2 separate regions of the Homo sapiens genome follow, and region 1 is linked to region 2. Evidence: chromatin loops called from intact Hi-C (ENCODE). Cell type or tissue: A673. All regions are shown on one strand. Region 1 overlaps LINC01310 (long intergenic non-protein coding RNA 1310). Region 2 holds the start of LOC105373086 (a long non-coding RNA gene).

Evidence for each region. Peaks named below come from ENCODE experiments on the same cell type or tissue, not always from the same donor. Only the 100,000 strongest peaks of a DNase experiment are listed, where the experiment ranks them.
Region 1: a loop joins it to region 2, with 14 times the contacts of the local background. A loop is called at or near these places in 1 of 110 quality-filtered maps.

The regions. Positions count from the first base shown.
Region 1 is chr22:48,871,003-48,875,002 of GRCh38, forward strand. All of the region lies in intron 1 of LINC01310 (long intergenic non-protein coding RNA 1310), which reads left to right. Among named protein-coding and RNA genes, the nearest start is that of LINC01310, 6.2 kb to the left of the region's middle. RefSeq lists an enhancer at 981-1,481. In A673, no CTCF peak of the experiment used is centred here; DNase peaks (open chromatin) are centred at 329, 1,479, 1,799, 2,159 and 1 weaker place; H3K4me3 peaks cover 328 bases; H3K27ac peaks cover 3,922 bases.
Region 2 is chr22:49,092,331-49,096,330 of GRCh38, forward strand. LOC105373086 (a long non-coding RNA gene) reads left to right here and starts at 3,326. Exons shown (of 3, transcript XR_938333.1): 1 at 3,326-3,414. In A673, no CTCF peak of the experiment used is centred here; DNase peaks (open chromatin) are centred at 1,641 and 1,971; H3K27ac peaks cover 3,123 bases.

The sequences.
Region 1 (4,000 bases), 220 kb before region 2:
TCACCTATTACCATCATTTCAGCCAAAATTTCCATCATAATGGCGTGCCCCCGGAATCAGGGGGCCGTGGCACCTCCACATCGCCCGTGTGTCTGCATGATCTTCCTCCAGCAGCAGCGGGAGCACACACCCTGTGCCGGGGGCTTCCTGCTGGTGTGGATTAAACGGCTCTCAAGGGTCCATGCACTGGTGTTGTTTTGTCAAGATGTGGCTTTTATTTTTAAAGATGCAGTCTCACCCTGGGTTCTTAGTGTGAGGGGGCGAGCTGGTGCCCTCCCGGGGCCGAGCCAGTCTGCAGCCCCCAGCTGTCTCTCTAGGGACCTGAGATCCATCTGGGGGTGTCCTATTCTGAGCAGCGTGCGAGCTTCTCCCTGGCAGCACATCCTCTGGCTCTGCAGCTGGGAGCAGGGCTCCAGGGAAGCACGAGGTGCTCAGAAGGGAGGGCCAGGTTGAACACTGGAGTCTGAGGAGTGATGGAGGTGGTGAACTGATGCCCGCCCCGCTGTTCATTTTCTTATTTGGCACACATTTACCAAAACTCTAAGAGGTGGCCATCCCCCTGCCTCCCCATCTGGGCATCCACCCCAACACCCCAGGAAGCAGCTCTGGTCTGGTTCCCCGCTGGGTCTCTACACACCCCCAGCCAGCCTCCCCACTGCGAGTCCTGTCCCTCTTGGGCTCCTGTGAGGCCGAGTCCTCCTGTCCCCCACCCACCACCCTGCTGCCCCTCCCAGCTTCCTCCCTGGATGCTACTGGGAAGGCCAGAGTTCACCCTCCTCTGCCTCTCTGGCCCTACGTGGCTTCCTCACCCCTGTATGTGCACATGCACCTGCTCCCTGGGGGCCTCAGGCTCTTCCTGGTCTGAAGAGCCCTGGAGGTCCCCACAGCAGAAACATAACACACAACAAAGGCTCCAAAGCCACAGCTTCAGCCTCTATAGAGCTCAGGACCTGATAAAGTCCAGGAGGCTAGGCTGGTCCGGCCCCTCCCCTGGCTCCGAGAAGCAGCCGCGGGGCTTCTGTGGTCTCGTCCCTGGCTTTGCCCAGGTCCACCTTGTTCGTCTCACTGAGGAACATGGCTGTTCTTGTAGGGCACTGGGGAAATTAACATGAGCCTCCAGGCATCTGAGACAGTGTGTGCCACCACGGCCATGGGGCACAAGTCAGGCCCCTGTCCCTCCTGCCTCCCCATGACAGGGACACCTGGAGCTCAGTCCCAGGTGCTCTGAGATCTGGAACCTAATGCTCCACCCCCATCACTTCCTCCCTCCTGCCTTCCATGGCAGGGATACCCAGAGCTCAGTCCTGGGTGCTCTGAGATCTGGAACCTGATGCTCCATCCCCATCCCCCCCATCGCTTCCTCCTCCAGCAACGCAGGGTAAACATTCCCTGAGCCCCTTCACTGATGGAGCCCTAGAGACCCTCCCCGCAAAGGGCTCACATCCAGAGCAGGGCAAAAGCCAGGTTCATCCAGCGGGGAGGAAGGGGGAAGGGAAACACCAGGTGGGCAGTAGACAGAGCAGCCTCCAGCCCAGCGGGTTTAGCATGTGCTTCCTACCCAAATATACACGTGATAATTTACTTATTTCTTGTTTGTCTTGCTTGTCTTCTGCTAGAATATTAGCTCAATGAAGGTAGGGATTTCCTTCCTTCCTTCCTTCCTTCCTTCCTTCCTTCCTTCCTTCCTTCCTTCCTTCCTTCCTTCCTTCTATTACATTCCAAGCATCTTGTACAGTGCCTGGCATATGATGTGTTTTCAAGACTTAAGCAAATGAATGAATCGACACACGTGTTGGTCAGTTGCCAAAGGCTTCTTCTCTCTCCGCTGAATCAGGCATCCCACTATCAGTGCGCAGGACCTGCTTCCAAATGTGTGCCTTTTCCGTGAGATTTCCAGACTCATGCTCAGGAACCTCTGGGTGTCCTGCAAAGTGAGGCTGCTACAGCAGGGGCTGACGGCCGGGACACCTTCCCTGGGGCGGCTGCTGGCCATCCTGTCTGATGGGCCAGATGTCTCCACCTGCTTGGATTCAGAAATCCCCCCGACTCCAAAACGAACCTTTAAGTGTGGCGCAACTTTCGGAATGAGCAAGCGTCAAACCCAGCAGCTGCCTCTTCTTGGGGACCACGGCCCGGTGGCTGAGGAGCTGCAAGTGCTGTCCCTGAGACTCTGTCATGCCTGAGGCTGCCCTTGCTCCCACGGACTGCATGGGAATTATCATCGCTGCCACATGTCACAGAAATTTTTCTGTGAAATGCAAATCGCATTAATTTCCCCATTCCCTAATCCAGAACATTGAATTTTATGCTAATAATGCCAGCAGAATCTCATATGAAAACCAGAGAGGAATCACTGGGTCCTTCCCTTCCCCAGGGACTGTCTCAGCTTTGGAAATGTCACATGCACAAAGAGAGGGGCTGTTCCCCAAACAGGCCATTATCACAGCTACATAGTGAAGGGAGTGCTTTTCCTTTTAAAATCATTGTATTGAGACATGATATCAATACAATAAATGCAATTCTTTTCAGTACAGTGTAATGAGTATTGACTATTTTATACCTATGCAACCATCAACCTCCAATTTGTTCTTTTTCAAAATTATTCTCATTATTCTAGATCCTTTGCGTTGTCCTATAAATGTTAGAATCACTTACATATTTCTATTTAGAAAAAAAAATCCTGCTGGGATTTGTATTGGGATGGCATTGATTGTATAAGTCTTGTCGGGCAGAATTGTTGTGCTAAAAATATTGTTTCTTCTACTTCACGAATTTCCTCTATCATTCCATTTATTTAGGGCTTTCGTTTCATATTTTTCTTAGTAGTATTTTATGATTCTAAGTATACAGATCTTACACTATTTCAAAAAATTATCCCTAAGTATTTCATGCTTTTTTCATGCTACTGTAAATATTGATAATTAAATTTCCCATTGGTTCATTGTTAGTATTTAGAAATACAGTTACCTTTGTGGTCTTGCTGAGATCATTCAGATTCCGTAGGATATTCTGCTCATGTCACCTTCACATAAAAATGTTATTCCTTCTTCAATCTGCATTTTCAGGTTTGTTTCTGTCAGTGAATAATGAATATTGTCAGATGCCTGTGTCGAATTTATTGACTTTCTTCTATATTCTGTTAATATAGGGTGTTACATTGATCAATTTTCTAAATCCACCTGACATTCCTGGGAATGAATATACACACGTGCACACACAGATATACACAGACATGTATATATATATATATATATATATATATATATATATATATATATATGTATAGGCATGTGTCTATGTCTTTGTATACATATGTATCTAGATTCAATTTGCTAATAATTTATAAACATTGGCATCTATATTCATGATATTTTTAAAAGTTAACGTTGTGTGATTTTCCCCTCATCATAATCGTGGTGATGCTGGACACATAGAATAAGATGGAAGGTTTTTCTTTTCTGTTTTCTGGAAGAGCTCACTTGGGACTGGTGCTGTTTCTTCCTTAGTGTTTGACAGAATCCATCACTGAATGCATCCAGGTCTGGAGTTTTCTTTGAGGAGAGACTATAAATTATGCATTTAATGACTATTCAGATTTGGTACTCCTTTCTTCAATATTGATAATTTGTGCCTTTCAAGGATGATTTTCATTTTGTCTATGTTGTCCAATTTATTGCATAAATTTACTCATGTTTCTTTTCATCCTTTGAATTTATACTGTGCCTGTAATGAGTCCCTTCCTTCATTCACGATATTGGTATTTATGTCTTATCTCGTTTCTCTCACTTTCTCCTTTTTTTTTTTTTTTTAGAGGCAGGGTCTCACTGTGTCGCCCAGGCTAGAGAGCAGTGGCGACCATAGCTTACTGTAGCCTTGAACTGCCGGGCTGAAGCCATCTTCTCGCCTCAGCCTCCCGAGTAGCTGGGGCCACAGGCAGGCACCATGTCTTTCCTGAACAAACTGAAAGCAACCCTTCTCAGATTTATCAGAGAGTTTAGGA
Region 2 (4,000 bases):
GCGAGGCTAGGCTCCTGAGGCTCTGTGGTGTGCCAGGAAGGCCAGGAGGTTGGCCAGGCCACGGGGGCCCTGAGTCCAGTGACGAATATGTTGAGTGGTGGTGAACTCATAGGTTACTGGGGCTGGACAAGGCTGAGTCTGAGTCAGGTTTAAAGCTAGATCTCGGTGGGACCTGGTGAGGCACGTGACCTCACTGAGCCTTAGTTTTCTGGCCTGTAAAAGGGGTGGAGGCCACCTGTGTTAAAGGCAGTGGGCACCACACCTGGCACCCAGGAGCCCCCAGGCTGTTGGGAGTTTTGTGTGGATCCAGCCCACTCTGGGTTGTGGGTAGCTGCGACCCCAACGTAGGCTGGGTTTCAGCATCCTCTGACCTTCCCCTCTTCCCGCCCACAGCCATCAGCGAGAGCTTCCTCCCCACCTCTGTGAGTTTAATTTCTAGGAGGCTTCATGGGAAGTGGAGGAGCGTGTACTGTCACCCACGTGCTCCACCTCTGGGCATTTGTTAATGTGAGCGAGAGATAATTCCAAGTCTGTCTGAGCCTGCTCTCTAGGGTGACGCCCGGGGTGGAGATATCAGCTGCATGAGGAGTCTGTCCGAGCCTGGTCTCTGGGGTGACGCCTGGGTGGGGGTATCGGCTGCTTGGGGAGGGGCGAGGCAGGTGCCGATCTGCCTGTTCCTCAGTTCCCAGGGGCTACTCCAACGGCTGAAGGGTGCCAAGGAGCCCATGCTTTATTTCCACTGAGGATTAGCCCCGGCACGGAGGCTGCCATTCCTCCATGACGGCAATCACGAAATGACAGGACTTGTGGGAAACTGCCTTTTTATTGCATTTCAGGCGGAGAAGACATCAGGTCATATACCAAGCAGAAGGCTGAGAGACGGGAACATAACGGGAATTACTCCAGAAGAAAATAATTCCTCCCTCAAAGTCCTGTACAAATGTCGTGTCCCTCCCACCTGCCTTGTCACCCAGGTGCCCTGTGGGAGAAGCTTCTGGGTGCTTCTGGAGACGGAGATCCAGGGTCCTCGAGGGCCCAGCTTTGCAGGAGAAGTAGACAGGCCCCCACCGGTCCCCACGCCTGGAGACCGTGCCAAATTCCATGCACATTAAACTCAGCCCAGGGCGTCAGAGGCCCCCCTTCAGCGGCCTCCTCAGAACCTCCCAGACCCGCTGTGGCTGCAGGCCTGGCCCTGGTGTCCTGGATGGAGGAGCAGAGGCCTGGAGAGCTGACTCTGTGGACAGCCCCCGGCCTCACTGCACACCAAGGACAACTTCACACTAACAGCATCCGTGCAGGGCCGCCCACAGGCCCGGGCAGGGGTGTCACAGTTTCCAGAAGCCCCTGCTTGTGTCTTGCCTTTTTCACGCAGACGACTGCACACATCCCGGCGCCGGCCTCGCTCTGAGGACCAGATGGGCTGTGGCACCCACATGCACTTCGTGTTGGGCACCCCCACCCCCCACCCCCAGCACCCTGCCTGGAGACACCTGTGAGCCAGTCAGAGGCCCTCCTGGGCACACACACCTGTCACTTGGAGCCCGCAGGCAGCGGCTCCCACAGCATGAGCTCACAGACGCAGGGGTGTTTGGGTCATAGCAACCCACGAAGCTCAATTCAGCCCCGGGAGAGCATTTTTATTTTTGTTGAAAATATCCACACCCTTAGTATTTGGGTTCCCAGAGTCTACAACATGAGGTCTCCTGGAAGAAAAGTCAACAAGAATTTAAAAAGAGGAAGGAAGGAAGGAAGGAAGGAAGGAAGGAAGGAAGGAAGGAAGGGAGGGAGGGAGGGAGGGAGGGAGGGAGGGAGGGAAGGAGGGAGGGAGGGAGGGAGGGAGAGAGGGAGGGAATTAGGAAGGAAGGAATTAGGAAGGGAGAGAGGGAAATAGAGAGAGGAAGGATGGAAGGGAGGGGGTATGGACGGTGTGCCCAGGTACCTCCTTAGCTCTGTCACCCACAGAGGACACATCACATCCGGGCACGCTCTGGGCTGCCAGGGACCTGCAGGTGGCCTCAGGGTGGTTCCTCCTTTTCTGCCTGGGGGCTCCGGGGAGGGGGCACTGAGCCTGGGCCTGAGGCTCGGCCTGGCAGCTGCTCTGGGTAAATGGCTGCTGTGAACAGTTCTTTCTTCTGGGCCTGATTGACATTAATTAAATATTTTAATATTTGTATCAGAGAAAACGTATTCGGGCACACCTCAGTCATTTCTGATTAAATTGCCAAAGGAGGGCCGCTGTGTGGCTCCTATAAATGAATACATTTTCGACATTTTTTTTTTTTCTGTTGAAGGTAATTTTCATGGCTGGTTTAACTTGTAGGGATGATAGAAAATATTAATAAAACATTTGATGTCTAAGTTTGGGTGGAAGTTTAATAAATTAGATGGGCAAATTTTACTTTTGATCACGTGGCTGAAAATGTTTTAAAAGGGATTTTTTTTTTTTTTTTAAAGAAAGGAGCTTCTGGTGAAGTCTCTGCTCTCTGGGGGTTCTGGAGTCCTTCGGTGTTGGGCTGGGGCCCCCTTCACAGGTGTGGTCTCGGGTTCACGATGATGGGATGAGAGGAGTCTCTGGCTGCGTTCTCAGGAGGGGCCTGGGTGAGAGCCCTCGTTGACACCTTCACATAGACGGAGAAACCCAGGCTCAGCCAGGTGGGTGACGCTTCCCAGGTCCCCACGCTGTGTGTCCCAGATGGGGCAGGATCCTTGCTTCCTGTTCCTGTCTGCTGACTTTTCCCCGAAGCTCCGTGTCACCACGGGACCAGAGGGGCGCATGTGGGCGAATTCAGCCGGCCTGTGGTGGTGGGCACCCAGCCCCGAGGTGAGGCATTCCTCCCCAGCGGGCAGAGGGGCTCCCAAATCCACTCCCAAATCTGCTCCCAAACCCACTCCCGGCGTTGTTGTGAGGCTCTCTGAACCCGAGGAGTGACCAGAAATCCTGGCGAGATCTCTGGGAAGCAGGCTGTGAGAAATATGTTGTTAAAATCCGTTTTTTCAAACAAGGTACCGGCTTTCCCAGAACAGGGAGGCACAGCAGGGTCGGTGGGAGGCCACAGAAAGGAGACAGACCCCGTCCGCGAGCATTCGGAACAGCCATACAGCCCCGGGGCTCCTCCAGCAGGAGGGACGCTTCTCCCCGGGGAAGGGCAGGGCAGGCACCTCGGGAGGAACGGCTGGGTCCCTTACGCCACCAGCACAGCCCAGCAGCTCACAGGCCTTCCCAGCCTGGGTGCAGGCTGGAGCCCCCGCTGAGGTCGGCCTGGCTGGGGCGAGGGTCTGCCTCAGGTGTCACAGGGATGGAAGCCGTGGAACCAGGCCTGGAGAGCGGGTGCTTCCTCCACCTGTGAAGGACTGGCCGGGGCTGAAGGAGCTCAGCAAGCAGCAGGGCCCCACCTGGAAGCAAGGCCGGGTGAGGTGGGGTCAAGACGGGACCCAGCAGGGCCACTGACAAGTCATTCCAGAAGTGCACACCCTCATCCCAAGTGCTCCCCAACACACATGCACACACGGCACACTCAGGCATCCAGAAAGACACACACACAAGCATGTGCACACTCACACACACATGAATGCACTTACATACACGCACATACACAAAGGCGCACACACAGGTATGCACACACACAGCCACACACACGCAGGTGCACACTCACACAGACGCGTGAACGCACTCACATACACAAAAGCACACACAGGCATGCACGCATACATGCATACATTCACACACACGCAGGTGCACACTCACACACACATGAACACACTCACATACACAAAGGCACACACACAGGTATGCAAACACACACAGCCACACACACGCAGGTGCACACTCACACAGACACGTGAACGCACTCACATACACAAAAGCACACACAGGCATGCACGCATAAGTGCATACATTCACACACATGCAGGTGCACACTCACACAGACATGTGAACACACCCACATACACAAAGGCACACATAGGCATGCACACATACATACGTACATTCACACACACA